2 separate regions of the Homo sapiens genome follow, and region 2 is linked to region 1. Evidence: chromatin contacts called from ENCODE Hi-C data. All regions are on one chromosome and are shown on one strand. Each heading gives the region's core, a stretch centred on a gene start or an enhancer-like site at or near the end of the contact. The rest is flanking DNA. Distances are from core to core; before and after follow the strand shown. Region 1 holds the start of ADRM1 (ADRM1 26S proteasome ubiquitin receptor). Region 2 overlaps NTSR1 (neurotensin receptor 1).

Region 1 (7,395 bases), core at 3,653-6,152:
GTGAGCTTTGGGAGCCAGGCTGCCGTGGCCAGATGTTTAGGAGCACGACGGTGGCTCTGCAGAGGGCGATGGTGTGCAGCCGGGCTTTCCTGTCGCCCACACCTTGCAGGCCCTCACCCCTCCCCGTGCCTTCACCCAGCTCCTCCTCCAGTGCCATTCATCCCAGCAGGCAGCAAGGACATGGCAGCTGAGAAAAGATGCCAGCAGAACGCACTTATTTTATAATATTTAACAACTGTCAGTGCCAAACTGCATTAACACAGTCATCCTCAGATTTTTCAGAGGGCTGTGTACACATCTGTGAAAATAAATGTTAACCTCTAAGATTTGAATGAAGATTCTCTGAAGATGGGCAGCAGGTGACCTTTGTTTTACACTGAGCAATTTTTCACCATCTCAGCCGCTCTGGCCATTTTGAAAAGGGCTACAAATCTGCTAAGGATGAGTCCTCATGCCTGGTTATCAGAAGTTTGGACCGCGTGTTCCTGAGGATTGGCCAAGCAAATGGCTCATTTCCAAAAACTGCCCTGTGGAGAGGGGGCTGGGGGACACTCGTGACACCTGTCGGGCGGCACATGTGATGGGTGGAGCACCCAGGTTCTCCAAGCAGCAGGAGGCTCTGATGGACCCCCCTCCCCTGGCGGGGGGACGCTACTGCTAGAAGCAGCGAAGGGCCCGGTGCCCCAGGTTTCAGCTGCCTGCCTTCTGCCGTAAGTTGCCCCAGCACCTTCGTGCTTTTCAGGAGCGTAAGCTGAGCAGACTCAGTCGTCCCAGTGGTCAGTGTGGCTGGGGCAGAGGGACACACGGTCCACAAGACGTCCATGCTCTCGGAATGCTCCAGGGGTTTGGCTGTGGGGCTCCACCACCATTGCCTGAGCCCGGAGCCAGAGGCTCCTCCCACACTGCCTGGTCTGCCCCACAGAGCATCAGTGCCACGCCAGGTGAGGACAGCGCTCACCAGACAACCAGGCCTGCCGCCCCACTGACGCTGACTTCCGGACCTGCAGAACTGTGAGAAAGTACGTTTCGCTTCTTTGTAAACTGCCTGGTCAGTGGTGGCAGCACAGATGGACCGACGTGGACCTCGACGCGAATGGCGGGCTCTGGGCGCTGACCCGGTGGCGGCGTAGCTCACCGAACACCCAGGGGGACCAGAACTCTCTGCCTTCCACTCAGTTGTGACTTGTCTATTTTTAAAATGTTAAAAAAAAAAAAAACCCACAAGGTGCAGTGGCTCACACCTGTAATCCCAGCCTTTGGGAGGTTGAGGCGGGTGGATCGCTCAAGCTCAGGAGTTCGAGACCAACCTGGCCCACATGGTGAAACCCTGTCTCTAATAAAAATACAAAAATTAACCGGGTCTGGTGACACATGCCTGTAATCCCAGCTACTCAGGAGGCTGAGGTAGGAGAACTGCTTGAACTCAGGAGGCGGGGGCTGCAATGAGCTGAGATCAAGCCACTGCACTCCAGCCTATGGGATAGAGTGAGATTCCATCTCAAAAAAAAAAAAAAAAAAAAAAAAGTTTAAAAAACCCTACCCCTGCCAAATGCTTTTCCGAAGTAGCCGTGCCATTGGTGTTTCCAACTTTGCCTGGCACCTTCCATCGTTTGCTAAGTTCCAGCAGGTGTATTTCATTTGCATTTCCCTCATGAATAATGGTGTTGAGCAGCTTGCCATGGTGCCTTTGCTGCCTGTGACCTCTTTGGTGAAACATCCGGAGGTGTCTTCTGCCCACGTGGAGGCGCAGCCTGGGCTCTGCCGCCCACCTTTCACCCGAGGAGCCTGCAGCACGTGGAGAGCATCAGGGTGTGCTTTCTTTACAGTTTGGGGCTTTTTTGAGACAGGGTCTCGCTCTGTCACCCAGGCTGCAGTGCAGTGGTGCCATCACGGCTCACCGCCAGCCTTGACCTTCACCTCAGCCTCCCAAGTAGCTGAGACTACAGGCATGCACCGCCATGGCTGGCTCTTTTTTAATTTGTCTTTTTCTAAAGACAGGGTCTCACTGTCTTGATTAAGCTGGTCTTGGAACTCCTGGGCTTCAAGGGACCCTCTCAGCTCGGCCTCCCAAAGTGCTGGGATTGCAGGTGTGAGCCATCATGCAAGTCTGGGGTTGTTTTTTTTTTGCTAAACAGGATGAATAGAAATCTCTTTTGGGGGATCTCTTAGTCCAAATCCTTTAGCTGAATGCGCGTGTCCCGGTGAGGCTGCTCCTCTAGATGCTGCGGGCATTTTGCAGACGTCCCACCAACTGCCATCAGCGACCAATTAGAAGATAGGGACAGCTGCACATGTCACACAGCCCTTCTGACCTTGTGTGTGCTTCAAGTCCGAGATTCCTGACACAAAGCAGCGTGTGCCCCCCCACCCACTCTGTGGCCACAGCTGGAGTCCTGGGCTGCTGGGTGCTCCAGGTGCCATACCCCACACACGCATAGAGCCCGTGGGCTGGCAGCGGGCACCCACAGTGGCCTCTGCAAAGCCTGCCTGGCTGCGGCTCGTTTCCTCACTGCAGCATGCTCATAGGAATGTGGGAGTTTCGCTTGAAGTGTGGGTAAAGAGTTCTGGGGTTGTTTGAGCCATCCCAGGCCACAGGGCCTCCAGGAAGTGGAGGAAATGGTAAATCCAGGGTCCTCTTGGCCACTGCGTTGGCCTCTGCACACTTGGCCCCTGCGGACCCTGGGGCTTCTGCTTTACTGTCTGTGACATAAACAAGTGACGCTTGCCACCTTCTTGCCGGGAAAGCCAGGCTGGGTTTTCTCATTTCCACCTTTTCCCTGTTTTACACGAGGGCACGAGGATGGGGCTGCAGTATCAGTGACGCACCTGTCACCAGCGGGCCACAGAGCTTTGTGTTAGCCCCTCTCAAGCCCTTTAGCTTCTGGAACCGTTTAAATTCTTAAAAATTATACAGGACCCCAAAGAGCTTTTGTTTATGTGAGCTTTATCTATTGACATTTACCATACTAGGAATTAAGAGGACATTTAAAATTATTTAGCTACATAAAAATAACAATAACAAACTTACTACCTGTTAACACACATTTTAAAATGAAAAGTGGCTACATTTTCCAAAACAAAAAACGTGAATCTTTAGCTCAATCAATGTTTCAAATGGAAGCATTATGACAGTCAAAAGCTGGCAACTAAACATAACTGGCACAAGCTCTGCCACCGAGACAATGGAGGCCTGAGTAGTAGGCTCCCTGCAGAATGAAAGGACTGGAGCTGCCAGCATCAACACCAACGCATCTCCCAACAAGGGTGAGTGAAAACACACACCTAAAGACCTCAGAGAGCACGTAAGCACACAGCTGTGCATCCACTCTGAGGGTGAGCCACCAAGCACACGGTGACCCCGGGGAGCGCCCGAAGGGAGTGAAGTATCTGAAGGAAAGAAGGAAGTGAGCGATGGGCAAAGGAGAACCTGAGGACCCTGGCACAGTCTCAGCTGCAAACATCTAGTCTTGCTTAACTGGGGTGCAGAGGCCACTGCACCTCAGGGTTCTCACGAAGCGCCTGACCTCTCTATTTTATTACTATTATTATTATTATTTTTTTTTTTTGAGAAGGAGTCTTCCTCTGTCGCCCAGGCTGGAGTGCAGTGGTGCAATCTCGGCTCACTGCAACCTCCACCTCCCGGGTTCAGGCGATTCTCGTGCATCAGCCTCCTGAGTAGATGGAATTACAGGCATGTGCCAGCATACCTGGCTAATTTTTGCATTTTTAGTAGAGTCGGGGTTTCATTCACCATGTTGCCCAGGCTGGTCTTGAACTCCTGGCCTCAAGTAATCCGCCCGCCTCGGCCTCCCAAAGTTCTGGGTTTACAGGCGTGAGCCACCGCGCCTGAGCCCTCTAAGAGCCCCCGCCTGGCGTCGCTGTAGGCAAATCCCAAAGAACGTGTCCCTTCAGCAGCCGGCTGGGGCGCCACAAACACTATCTGTTGTCTTCGCTTTAGTTTGTGTCAAAGTGACTCAAAGTTACACAACACTGGCGGGCGACTGCCGCCTTTTTACCCTGTGGCCTTTCCCATCCAGGCGTCCAGAGGGTGAGCCCCTGCCCTCCAGGACCCCTCCCTTCCAGGACCCTACCCGTCTGGGACTCAGGCCTTCCCTGACTCCTCCCTCCCGGACTCACCCCTCCCAGATCCCTCCCCTCCGGGACCCTCTCCCCTCCCGGGCCCCCTCCCCTCCGGGAACCCCTCCCCTCCCGGACTCACCCCTCCCAGATCCCTCCCCTCCAGGAGCCCCTCCCCTCTCGGGACCCCTCTCCTCCCGGACCCACCCCTTCCTGACCCCTGCCCTCCCGGACCCCTGCGGGACTAGATGTATACAGCTGAGACCATATCACGGTTCTCACCCTCGCTCTACCCTCCCGGACCCCTGCTCTCCCGGACGCGTGGACTCCAGCTCCCGCCTGGGTCCCCAAAGCGCTGAACCCATGGTCACTTCTATGCGTAGCCCTGGTGCCCGCCGCCCACAGCCGGACCGCACTCCTCGGCCTCCGCCTAACCCCTGGCTCAGCCACACGAGTGACAGCTCTGCCCGCCCGGGCGGGCGACGCCGAGGGGTGGGCTCGGCCCCACCTGAGCAGTTCCCCAGCGCCCCTCTGAAACCCGCCTGTGGTCCCTGGCGCCGCCTCTAGGGGCCGCCGCCGCTCCCCTATGACACAGCAACAATAGGGGCCGCTCTGGTCCAAGCGCCCTGCGGCCCGCGCTTCCGCCGGAAAAGAGCCGCCGGCGCGGGGGCGGACCGGGGAGGAGCGAGTGCGATGGACGGTCGCCCTCGCCAATCGTTGGCAGGTTAGAGCCGGCTGCGCGGCTTACGGGGCTCAATCGGCGGCGAGAGCGGCAGGCGGGGCGGGCCGAACGCGGGTTTCCGGCGGGGCCCGGCAGGCGCCGAGGAGGAAGAGCGAGCCCGGACGGCGCCTCTCGAACGAGTGTGGGCGCGAGGCAGGTGCGGGAGTCGCCGGGCCTGGGGCGGCCGGGGGCGACCGGAGGCGGGGGCAGGGGCTGCTGGACCAAGGATGGGGCGGGGGCAGCCAAGACGAGAAGGTGGCCGGCGCGGCGGGTGGGGCCTGCGGGGGCCGGGCCGGGCGGGGGTTCTGGGGTCTCGGGCGCCGCCCCGGTTCCGCCTGCGGCTCTGAACGTGGGGCTCGGCGGGAGCTCGGGCGGGTCTGCCCCGCGGAGCGGGTCGCCGGGGTGGCGCGTCGAGGCTGGTGCCCCGCGGAGACGGCGTCAAGCCTAGGGCCGGCCCCACTAGGCTTGGCGGGGCTGCCCCGGCCCAGCGCCGAGTGCGGGCGGTGCGATCGTCGTGAGCGGGGCAAACGCGGAAAGGCAGCCCGGCGTGTCTGAGTCTGCCTTAGGCAGCTCTGGGCGCAGGCCCCCTGCTCGCAAACACCCCAGGGGGCGGGAGCTTGCCGGACCGCAGGCGACAGTGACCGCCGCGTCTCAGCGTCCTCTCCGCGCTTTCAGGATGACGACCTCAGGCGCGCTCTTTCCAAGCCTGGTGCCAGGCTCTCGGGGCGCCTCCAACAAGTACTTGGTGGAGTTTCGGGCGGGAAAGATGTCCCTGAAGGGGACCACCGTGACTCCGGATAAGCGGAAAGGGCTGGTGTACATTCAGCAGACGGACGACTCGCTTATTCACTTCTGCTGGAAGGACAGGACGTCCGGGAACGTGGAAGACGTGAGTGTCCCTGAGCCGCAGCAGCAGGACAGGCGACTTCTCGGGCCCTCGGAGTCCTCGCTTTGGAGTTCGCGGTGGGGGCTTGGCCGCATCTGGGGACCGCTCGTGGGGCCGTCATCGACTGCCCTGCTGATGGGTCGTCCTGGTTTCCGCGGTGACAGGGGCATCTCGGCCACTGTGTATCTTGAACTGTCCGTGTGAGGTGCCTGGGTTGGAGGTGTGGCCCTGGAGAGCCCGGAGCTCTGTGCCTGGCCTTGAACTGTCCGTGTGAGGTGCCTGGGGTTGGAGGTGTGGCCCTGGAGAGCCTGGAGCTCTGTGCCTGGCGGCTTCACTCAGTCTTCTTTGTTTTTCAAACTCTTAGTTGTTCTTTGTTACATTTGAGAGCAGTTCAGCGTTGACTTTTTAACTACTCTGGGAATGTTGTTTCCAGCACGTCTCAGAAACCCCGTTGCCATCTGAAAGGCCCCTTTCCCTGCTCTCTCCCCCGGCCTTGCCTTTCATGGGCTGTCTCTGACCCTGGCTTCTCTGCCTTGTGGAGACCCTGCCAGCGAGGGGTCTGGCGGCTTAGCTGCCCCTTGCGCACCCCACCCGGTTAGACCCAGGGCTCAGTACGCTCTCCTGAGACTGGGCACAGTGATGCCATCTGCGCCACTGACTCTCTCTTCCCCTGGCTTGCCAGGACTTGATCATCTTCCCTGACGACTGTGAGTTCAAGCGGGTGCCGCAGTGCCCCAGCGGGAGGGTCTACGTGCTGAAGTTCAAGGCAGGGTCCAAGCGGCTTTTCTTCTGGATGCAGGTATGGGGCAGGCCTTGGGGTTGTGCCTTTTTGTTGCCCTGCGATTCGGTTAGGAACTTGCTTACAGTGTGGTGCAATTGGCTTTTATAAACCAGCAGGCGCCGGCCACACCCGGCCACACGGCCTGAGATGCCACCTCAGGGCTGCGGTGCATGCTACCTGGGGCCGAGGTCCTCTCCCAGAGTACGGAGGCTCCAGGCTGGGCTGCGGGCAACCGATTGCGGTGTGAAATTTCCAGGCAGACAGACATGCTGGCCCTGGTTCTAACGATGCCCAGTGCCCTCTCTCTGCCCCTTGCCGTGGGTCACTGAGGCCCCCACAGCAGAGGCAGAGGCCCCTGTGTGGCTTCCCTGCTGGTGCTCACAGAAACGAAGCATCCTGCTCACACTTTCCACAGTCCTGCCCCTTCCCTGGCAGTGTGTCCTGGAGGCCAGGGGTGTCAGTGCCCAGGGTTTCTCTTACCCACAGCTGCAGAGCGTCTTTTGGGTCTAGAGGCCGCTGCTCATTCTGCCATCTGTCAGTGACCATTGAGCTTGTTGCCGTTTTTTGTGCTGTTACAGGCAGTGTTGCAAAGAATTTCCCGGTACACAGATCATTTTCCATAAGCCAGTATCATCTGTAGGTGAAAACTGGTGGCGGGCCTGTGGTCAGGAAGCGTGTGCATGCGTTTGCAGTGTGGAGAGAGAAGGCCATGCTCTCTGCCAGAGGTGGAGCTGCTGTCCCCACCCCACCCCCCTTGGCACTTTCAAGAGCAGGGGTGGCCCTGGCTGAGGTCTCTGTGGAGCACATGGTCTGTGTTGCTGGTCACCTGTGCAAGTAGTGTGCAGCGGCCTGAGAAAATGAACAGGCATAGCCAAACTCCAGTTAAACTTTATTTGCAAACACAGATGGCGGCCACAATTTGCCACCTGC
Region 2 (7,395 bases), core at 3,141-5,640, 440 kb after region 1:
ATCTCCTCTGTGGATCACTCCAACTGGGGAACCAGGAGAGGGGGTTTGGGAGAGGAGGGAAGTGGCTTCCACCTGTGGGTGGGGCAAAGAGAGGGCTCCCAGCTATGCAGGGCGGGCCCAAACCTCCAGCAGAGCCCCTTTCCCAGCGAGGACTCCGAGGACTCCGAGGCCCTGGCCTGTGGCTCCCAGGGAACAACCTGGACCCTCAGCATAGGACCCGCAAGCTGAGACCCTCCTCTGTTTTACTGCTTCATTTTCCATCTGTGACCAGGGCCCAGGCCACATGCACACACCTGGCGTAGGAGTTACTTCGTGATGTGTTTGGCTGTGTCCCCACCCAAAATCTCATGGGAATTGTAATCCCCATAATGCCCCGTGTCAAGGGCAGGACCAGGGGGAGGTGACTGGATCGTGGGGGCGGTTCCCCCAGGCAGTTCTTGTGAGAGTGAATCTCATGAGATCTGATGGTTTTAGAAGCGTCTGGCGTTTGCCCTGCTGTCACTCACACCGTCCTGCTGCCCAGTGAAGAAAGTGCCTGCTTCTCCCTCCACCATGATTGTAGGTCTCCTGAGGCTCCCCCAGCCCTGCAGAACTGTGAGTCAATTCAACCTCTTTCCTTTATAAACTACACAGTCTCGGCAGTTCTTTAGAGCAGTGCGAAAATGGACTCACACACTTGGCCTGGGCCCAGTCTTTCCCGGATGGATGGTGCGATGATCAGCCCCGTGTTCGTGAGGACGGGGCCAACCCAGACCCACCTGGAGTTGTAAAGTTTCATCAGCACTCAGCCCCACCTGCTCATGTACGTACTGCTATGGCTGTGTTGGCCACAGCGGCCACAGTGAGTGGTTCTGCTCAAAAGTTGAGATCCTCCGGCCCACGAAGCCACAGTGACTCACTCTCTGGACCTTCACAGAAAGCATTCACCCACCCCACCCTAGGATGCGTGTCCAGAGGTGAAATGGCTCCCTCCGTGCAGTCGGAGAGCCCCTTGACTCACGGCTGCACCCCTGCTCATCAGGCACAGCGGCAGGCACGTGACCTCTGTGGGGCCACTTGTCCTACTTGCAGGGAGGGGCCGAGCATGGGATGCAGCATCCACGCCTGCACTTAAACGAGCCCTCTGTGGCCTTGCCCCACTCGGCCTGAGGAGAGCCTGGAGAGAGATGCCGTCCCTGCCTGGGCGCTGCGATCCTCCTTCCTTCCCACCTGCTCTCGTCCCCACATCTGCCCATCGCCAGGTCCAGCCCCGGATGCAGGCCACACCTGGGTCCCTCCCTGGCCCCACCCCTGAGAGCAAACCCAGAATGCAGTTGTGGCTGCAGCGGCCTCCTGCTTTACCTCCTGCTGCTGCTTCCCACTTCTGAGCTGCTCCAAGTCCAGGATTGATGACCTGACCCCTGCCCCCGGTCCTCCCCACCCCCCACACCCCTGCACCACCTCACACACTCTTACCTCCTTCCTCCTGGCCCACAGATGCCCTTCAGCCCTGCAGCCTCTGCGTAAAGCTCCCTCCTCTGGAAAATGGCCCCTTATCTCCCCCAGACCACGCTGCATGCCCCCTGGTCCTCCGCAACAGCCGCATCCCTTTCCCTGCAGTGCCCATCTGCCCACGTCTGCCCCCCTCCCCCTCCTCTGCCTATGCCAGGTGCCTTGGATGCATCAGGTGCACCGTCAGGGCTTTTGAAGGCTCCACGAGGCGGGCCTGGGCACGCAGTGCACGCAGAGGGTGATGGAGGGTGCTAGATGGCCGGCCTGGATGAACCCAGGTGCACGCAGAGGGTGACGGAGGGTGCTAGATGGCCGGCCTGGATGAACCCAGGGACAGGGACAGACAAGGCAGGTGCAGCCACTGAGTTCTGGAACATTCCAAGAAGAGTCAGGCAAACTACTCCCTGCTCAGGTCTGCAGCCCGGCTTGGGGAGAAGCCTGCAGCTGTGGGGTCAGCCTCCCAGCTGCCAGCAGTAATAGCCCGAGCCATGGGGAGGCCTCGTTTCCTAAAAAGGCCTCAGCTGCCGCTGCGTTCCTGCAGGGTGGAAGGACAGGCTGATGACCACCAGCGAAGTATCATGAAAATCTCCCGGCGAGCCTATGAGCCGTACATTTGTCTCTCTCTAGAGACAGGCTTCTCCTGGAGCCAATCAGCCCTCTGGCTTTCATGGGCTCCTACCTTGCAAGGTGGCCACAGGCCTCAGCCGTGCCTGTGTTGGCAGGGAGCCCTGTGCACTGCCTCTCTTCTGCCCGCGGGGTTAGCATGGCAGGAACCCGGGCTGGAGGCTGGGAACACGTCCAGGCTCACGCTGGTCCTCGAGGTGGCTCCAGCCTTGCTGCTCTTGGCAGCAGAGATGGCGGAGGGTCTAGGTCTCAGGCCAGAGATCTCCAAAATGGACCAGCCCATCCCCTTCCATCATGAGGAGGAGACAGGGCCAGCACGAGAAGGGAAATATGCTCAGGGTCACTCAGCGAGGCCAAAATCCTGGGCTGCCTTGTTCTTGACTCTAGGATCTAGAAATGGGAAAGCTGGGACTTGTCGCCTCCCCAGTGATCTATCTTTTACACACGCGTGTTTTCATGCACTGAGCCATTCATAAAACAGAAAAGCCAAGCCTCCTCACTGTTGTAAAGGAAAGCCCTGCGTGGCTGTGAGGGAGACGCGTGTGGAACCTCATGTCGTGTGGCGCCGTTGGGGACCCGTTGGGCTCTTGAGACTGAACCGGGACAGGCTGAGAGGCTCTCCAGGACACTTCCGGGCAGCAGGCCCCCTCTGGCTGTGCTTGACCCTGGCCCCTGGGCCCTCTTGGTTCACCAAGTCTCCCACGTCCTATGCTCTTGAGATCCCAGACTCGGCACTGGATGGGGTGGCCCTGGGTCCCACTGCTGTTCCAGAGCACTGGCCCTTCCTTTCGGCCACTCAGGGTAGAGGCTGGAGCCCCTGGAATCACACAGAAGGGGCCTGGCTGAAGCACAAAGGGTGGAGATCTGGGGTTAAGCCAGAGCCTGGGGCCCCCTGAGCCCAGGGGCTGGGCAGCTGGGGAAGCAAGGAGAGCCAGGTGTCACTGAGTCAGTCCCTCCCATGCAGGTACTTGGGGGTGTGAGGGGCCGCCCCCGGCCTTCCTCTCTCACCCCTACGGCCTCTTCCGGTGGGTGAGGACACTTGGCTCTGTGTGTTCACCATAATCAGATTCACCACAACAGGGCAGAACACTAATTCCACTGACACCGCTGAGATGCTGTGTAGAGCCAGATGTCTGTGGGACACGGCGGCCAGCTTTGCCAGGGCGTGGCCACTAGGCGCTGGGAGGGGCAGGATGTGCCTGATGCCCATATGTCTGCATGGCAGAAAAGCACACAGAGAACCGTGGGGCTGGAGGTGCAGCGGCCGGCGACGGCCAGAACTGGAGAACAGGCCGGCGGGGTGCGGGACGCATATGCTGTCCCGCAGGCAACTGGGAACACTTGCTCTTTTCCAAATCTGTGCTCTGACATGGAAAGTTAAGTCGTGCTGGGACTGCTGGCCCCTGGCCGCACCGCCTCGTCCCCAGCTGCAGGGCCTCCCCCTTGATCACAGCAGCTCCTCCTTGGTCACAGCTGGGGCTTTGCACAAACTCCCCGGAAACCCAGGGCTTGCGTTTGCAGGTCTCTGGGCTTTTCCTGCATGGAGCAGAGAACTTTTCCGGATGGTGTGGCTTTTTTCAAGGAACCGGGCTCCAAAGCGCTCTGTGCTAAGTGTGTTAGCTCCACTTCTGATCTGTCACGTTAGTGCCCTGCGTTTTAGAAAAGTATGAACGAAAGCCTCAGCAAACCGGATCGAACGGGCTCATTCGCAGCCATAGGGTGAGCGGCAGGCAGATCTTACAAGCCGTGCAGGCCGGAAGGAAAAGGGTTGTGGGGCTCATTCTTAGTCATAGGGTGAGCGGCAGGCAGATCTTATAAGCCGCACAGGCCGGAAGGAAAAGGGTTGTGGGGCTCATTCTTAGTCATAGGGTGAGCGGCAGGCAGATCTTACAAGCCGTGCAGGCCGGAGGGAAAAGGGTTGTGGGGCTCATTCTTAGTCATAGGGTGAGCGGGAGACAGATCTTACAAGCCGTGCAGGCGGGAGGGAAAAGGGTTGTGCCGACAGTCTGAGGGTGGAGACCAGAGCTGTGGACTCGAGCCCAGGGGAGCCCCCACCTGGCCACGGTTTCCTCATCTGAGAAACAGGAGTGCGAGGCCCTACCAGGGATCCTTCCCGCTCAGATCCCCAGAGAGGTGGGGGCCGTGACCGGGGCCAGAATTCCACCCCTCACTCACTGCTCTGCGCAGCCTCCTGGGCTTGTCAAGAGTTTTTAAAGCCCTGTCGTGCTTCCCAGCAGATGCCTTGTGGGTGTGAGCATTCTCATGGGCTTGAAGCTGGCAGATATTTGAAAACATGGCAGAGACCTGCAGCCCGCAGCCTCAACCGCTGGCTGTCACCTGCCGCTGCCTGTGATTTACTCTTGAGAAGTGCTGGAGCAGCTGAAAAGCAACTCGCCACCCCAGCACTGCCCTCAGAGTGACTAATGGGGCACACTGGGGTTCTGGGCCCCGGCCAGGCTCAGCGAGGGGAGGGCCGTTCCCGGGGCTGAGGGCCAGGGGCCTCCCCTCCTCCTGTCCTGGAGGGCACCTGCCCAGCACAGGTAGAGGAGGCAAGGGTGTCAGGAAGGCTCTTTCCCTAATCTGACTAAGGCCCTCTGGGCTAAGTCAGGGGTCTCCCGGCAGCCAGGCTGCTAAGTCAGGGGTCTCCCGGCAGCCAGGCTGCTGCCAGTCCCGCAGCTCAGCCGGGCACAGACAGGATGTGGCTTCCAGGGGCTTCTGTTCTGCCAAGTCCCCACTCAGACAATGGCCTCTATAGCTCCAGCAATCAGGAGGGAAAAGATTCCAACTCCCACACTCAGGGCTCCCTGCTGCCTGGAAGAGGAGAGGAGGGCAAACCTCTTGCAGAGGTGACGGGTGACTCACCAGCCCCGCTCAGAGGACGGGTCTGCAGGTGGCCAGAGTTCTCCTGATGGGGTCCTTGCCCCCAGCTGGCTTGGGGGTCCCTACACCGGCCCCCTGCCCCACACCATGTTCCTCCCACCCCATGTCTGTGCGCCCCTTCGAGCATGCCTGGGCATTGTCCATGGTACTGAACCCCTGAGGCTCCCTGGGGCTCTGGCATTCTCTTGAGCCTTTCCCAGAAATTCCAAACCAGAAGAAAAGTGCAGGGAACAGAGTGGAGGAGCCATGGACAGAGGCTGTGGGGCAGGCTCAGTCCCTGAGAGGTCGCCAAGGAGCCACAGCCTTGGACTAGATGCTCTCAAAACCTGGCAATGGCCCACAGAAGGCATCTGCTCAGGTGAGGTACATGCCACAAAGCTTCACCAGTGGGGATGAGGATCTGCTCATAGGATGGCCCCTGATGGAGGAAGTGGGAGCTCAGGCTGTGGGATCAGGCCCCTGGGTTCACAACTGTGCCTGGGTTTCTTTATCTACAAAAGGAGCCTGACAGGAGCCTCTGCCTCACAGATGAGACCTGTGTGCCTGAGGTGGTGCACACAGAGTATGTGTAGACCCCAGGACAGTCGATGTCAGCTAGAAAGTGAAGGTTAGAGGAATTCAAACCGTTATTTTTAATACTGAGCCAAAACCTGCACATCAGAGCTCTCTGATGGAGGCGTGGACGGGGTCGTGAGGGGCCAAGTACTAGCCAGAAGCTGCGCCGTCCATTTCATCCCCTCCCCACAGTGGTCCCACAGACACCGAGGTGGCTGACATGGCCCCTCCAGGTCACACGCCTGTTCTCTCTCCAGTCCTGCCCTCAGGGACTCAGAAATGCTGGCGTTCCAGGAGGTGGTGTGTGGGCTCCTCCTCAGGCCAGGTCTGTGGTCACTGCTGACCACGCGGCAATGTACGGCTTTCCAGGCCCCCATCCACCATGAGTCAGGCGTGTCCCCACTGGGCAGCAAGTCCCACAGCTTTGCATTCCAGATCCCAGCAGCATCTCGAGCCGGGCCTGGTACTGCTTAGATGCCTGGGAGGGAGGACCGAGGAAAGAGACTGGGGACTGAGGGACAGCACAGTATCCCAAGCTGGCCACTACCAGAACCTTCTAGAACAAGGTCACACTGGCAGTTCTTTATGCCTTCCGTCCTCTGCTCCCCAGACACCTGTTTACACAGGGCCCTAGGTCTCAGGTGTCCTGTGGGTGGCCGCTGCTTTTCCCTGGGTCCCTCCATGGTGTCTCCTCTGAGGACAGCCACTGGTCAGAGCCTCCTGGATGACCTCACTCCTGGAAAGCGCTGGGCTGTGTCACCTTAAAGACCCCTTTGCTCTCTTGGCCCTGGCACCCCACCTCTGGCATGGGGAGCAGAGACCCACCAGGGTTCCCATCCCTCTCCCCGCAGTGTTTCCCCAGTTCCAGGGCTGTGAGGTGGTCACAGTGGCTCTGGTGTGGCCGTGGGGTTCCTGTTCATCCCAGGGCACCTGTCACGGGACATACCCACAGCACAGGCAAGTGGAACGTTCTCTGAGTTTAGCTTTGTTTGTGTAGGTAGTTCACTGTGGGAGTCTAGCTTTTGGGGGACACACCTGAGACCCTCCCAGCTACCCTGCCCTCTCCCCAGATCAGCTCGGTAGGCTCCAATCCAGAGAGTCAGGCTGGGAGGGGAGCACGGAGCCGCCCCTGCTGGACACGTATCCCGGCCATCTCAGGCCCACCCATTGCCTCATTGCTCCCTGCCCCCGGTCCAGTCAGCTGAGTGCCCCGTGGTGTGGGTGCGTCATGCCATGGCGACCAGCCCCAAAGGGTGAGCCTTTGAGTTGTTCACCAATCATTGGGGTTTCGAACAAGCCTGTGCTGACGGCCCTGGCACACAGGGTTTCTGAATTAACTCTGCCATCGTTCCTGGCCTCAGCTGTGGTGGGGAAGGCAGTTCGGGGTCATGAGAACCCTGAGGGTTGCTCCCAAGTCAGTGTTTGCTGGGTCTAGTGGGGGCCTCTCCACCTGGAGTCTGTCTGGGAGGTTAGAAAAGACCGTCCGTGAGCCTGGGCCCTGCTGGGGCTGGTCATCTGCTCAGGGAGAGGGCGATCCCCTGCCAGCCCAGCAAGGCCACCCCAGCGGTCACCCCCTTGGGAGGGTGTGGACAGGAGCCTCCCCTCCCACCCGCCCCGCAGCCTCTGCAGCCATCTTACAAAGCCTCTGGGTTCTGCAAAGCAAAAGGGTTTTGCACCTTCCCACTCAGCACAGGCTGGCTGCGGAGCCGGGAAGCAGTGTGCCAGTCTGGGGCTGTCTCTTGATCTAAACACAATGGGATGAATTAGAGAGAAAGGCAGAATACAAAACAAGCAATTGCTCTCGAAGAGCGAGGTGAGAACGCCCTGCCTGAGGTCGAGGGGCTG

Evidence for each region. A loop is a pair of places that touch in the nucleus more often than their neighbours do. Pooled maps may share reads with other maps.
Region 2: a pooled map shows a loop between it and region 1 (14-fold over the local background). The contact joins the enhancer-like site here to the promoter of ADRM1 in region 1. A Hi-C loop is called at or near these places in 2 of 37 single-sample maps with no recorded cell type and 9 of 50 pooled maps.

The regions. Positions count from the first base shown.
Region 1 is chr20:62,298,095-62,305,489 of GRCh38, forward strand. It overlaps ADRM1 (ADRM1 26S proteasome ubiquitin receptor), which reads left to right and starts at 4,903. Exons shown (of 10, transcript NM_007002.4): 1 at 4,903-4,955; 2 at 5,474-5,687; 3 at 6,367-6,483. The coding sequence starts at 5,475. RefSeq lists silencers at 4,413-4,532, 4,553-5,012.
Region 2 is chr20:62,736,446-62,743,840 of GRCh38, forward strand. All of the region lies in intron 1 of NTSR1 (neurotensin receptor 1), which reads left to right. Among named protein-coding and RNA genes, the nearest start is that of NTSR1-AS1, 4.8 kb to the left of the region's middle. RefSeq lists enhancers at 3,315-4,514, 3,495-4,123. Within about 2 kb of position 4,391, at least 21 of the 41 ENCODE cell types and tissues checked have a DNase peak (open chromatin) inside an H3K27ac peak, as active enhancers do.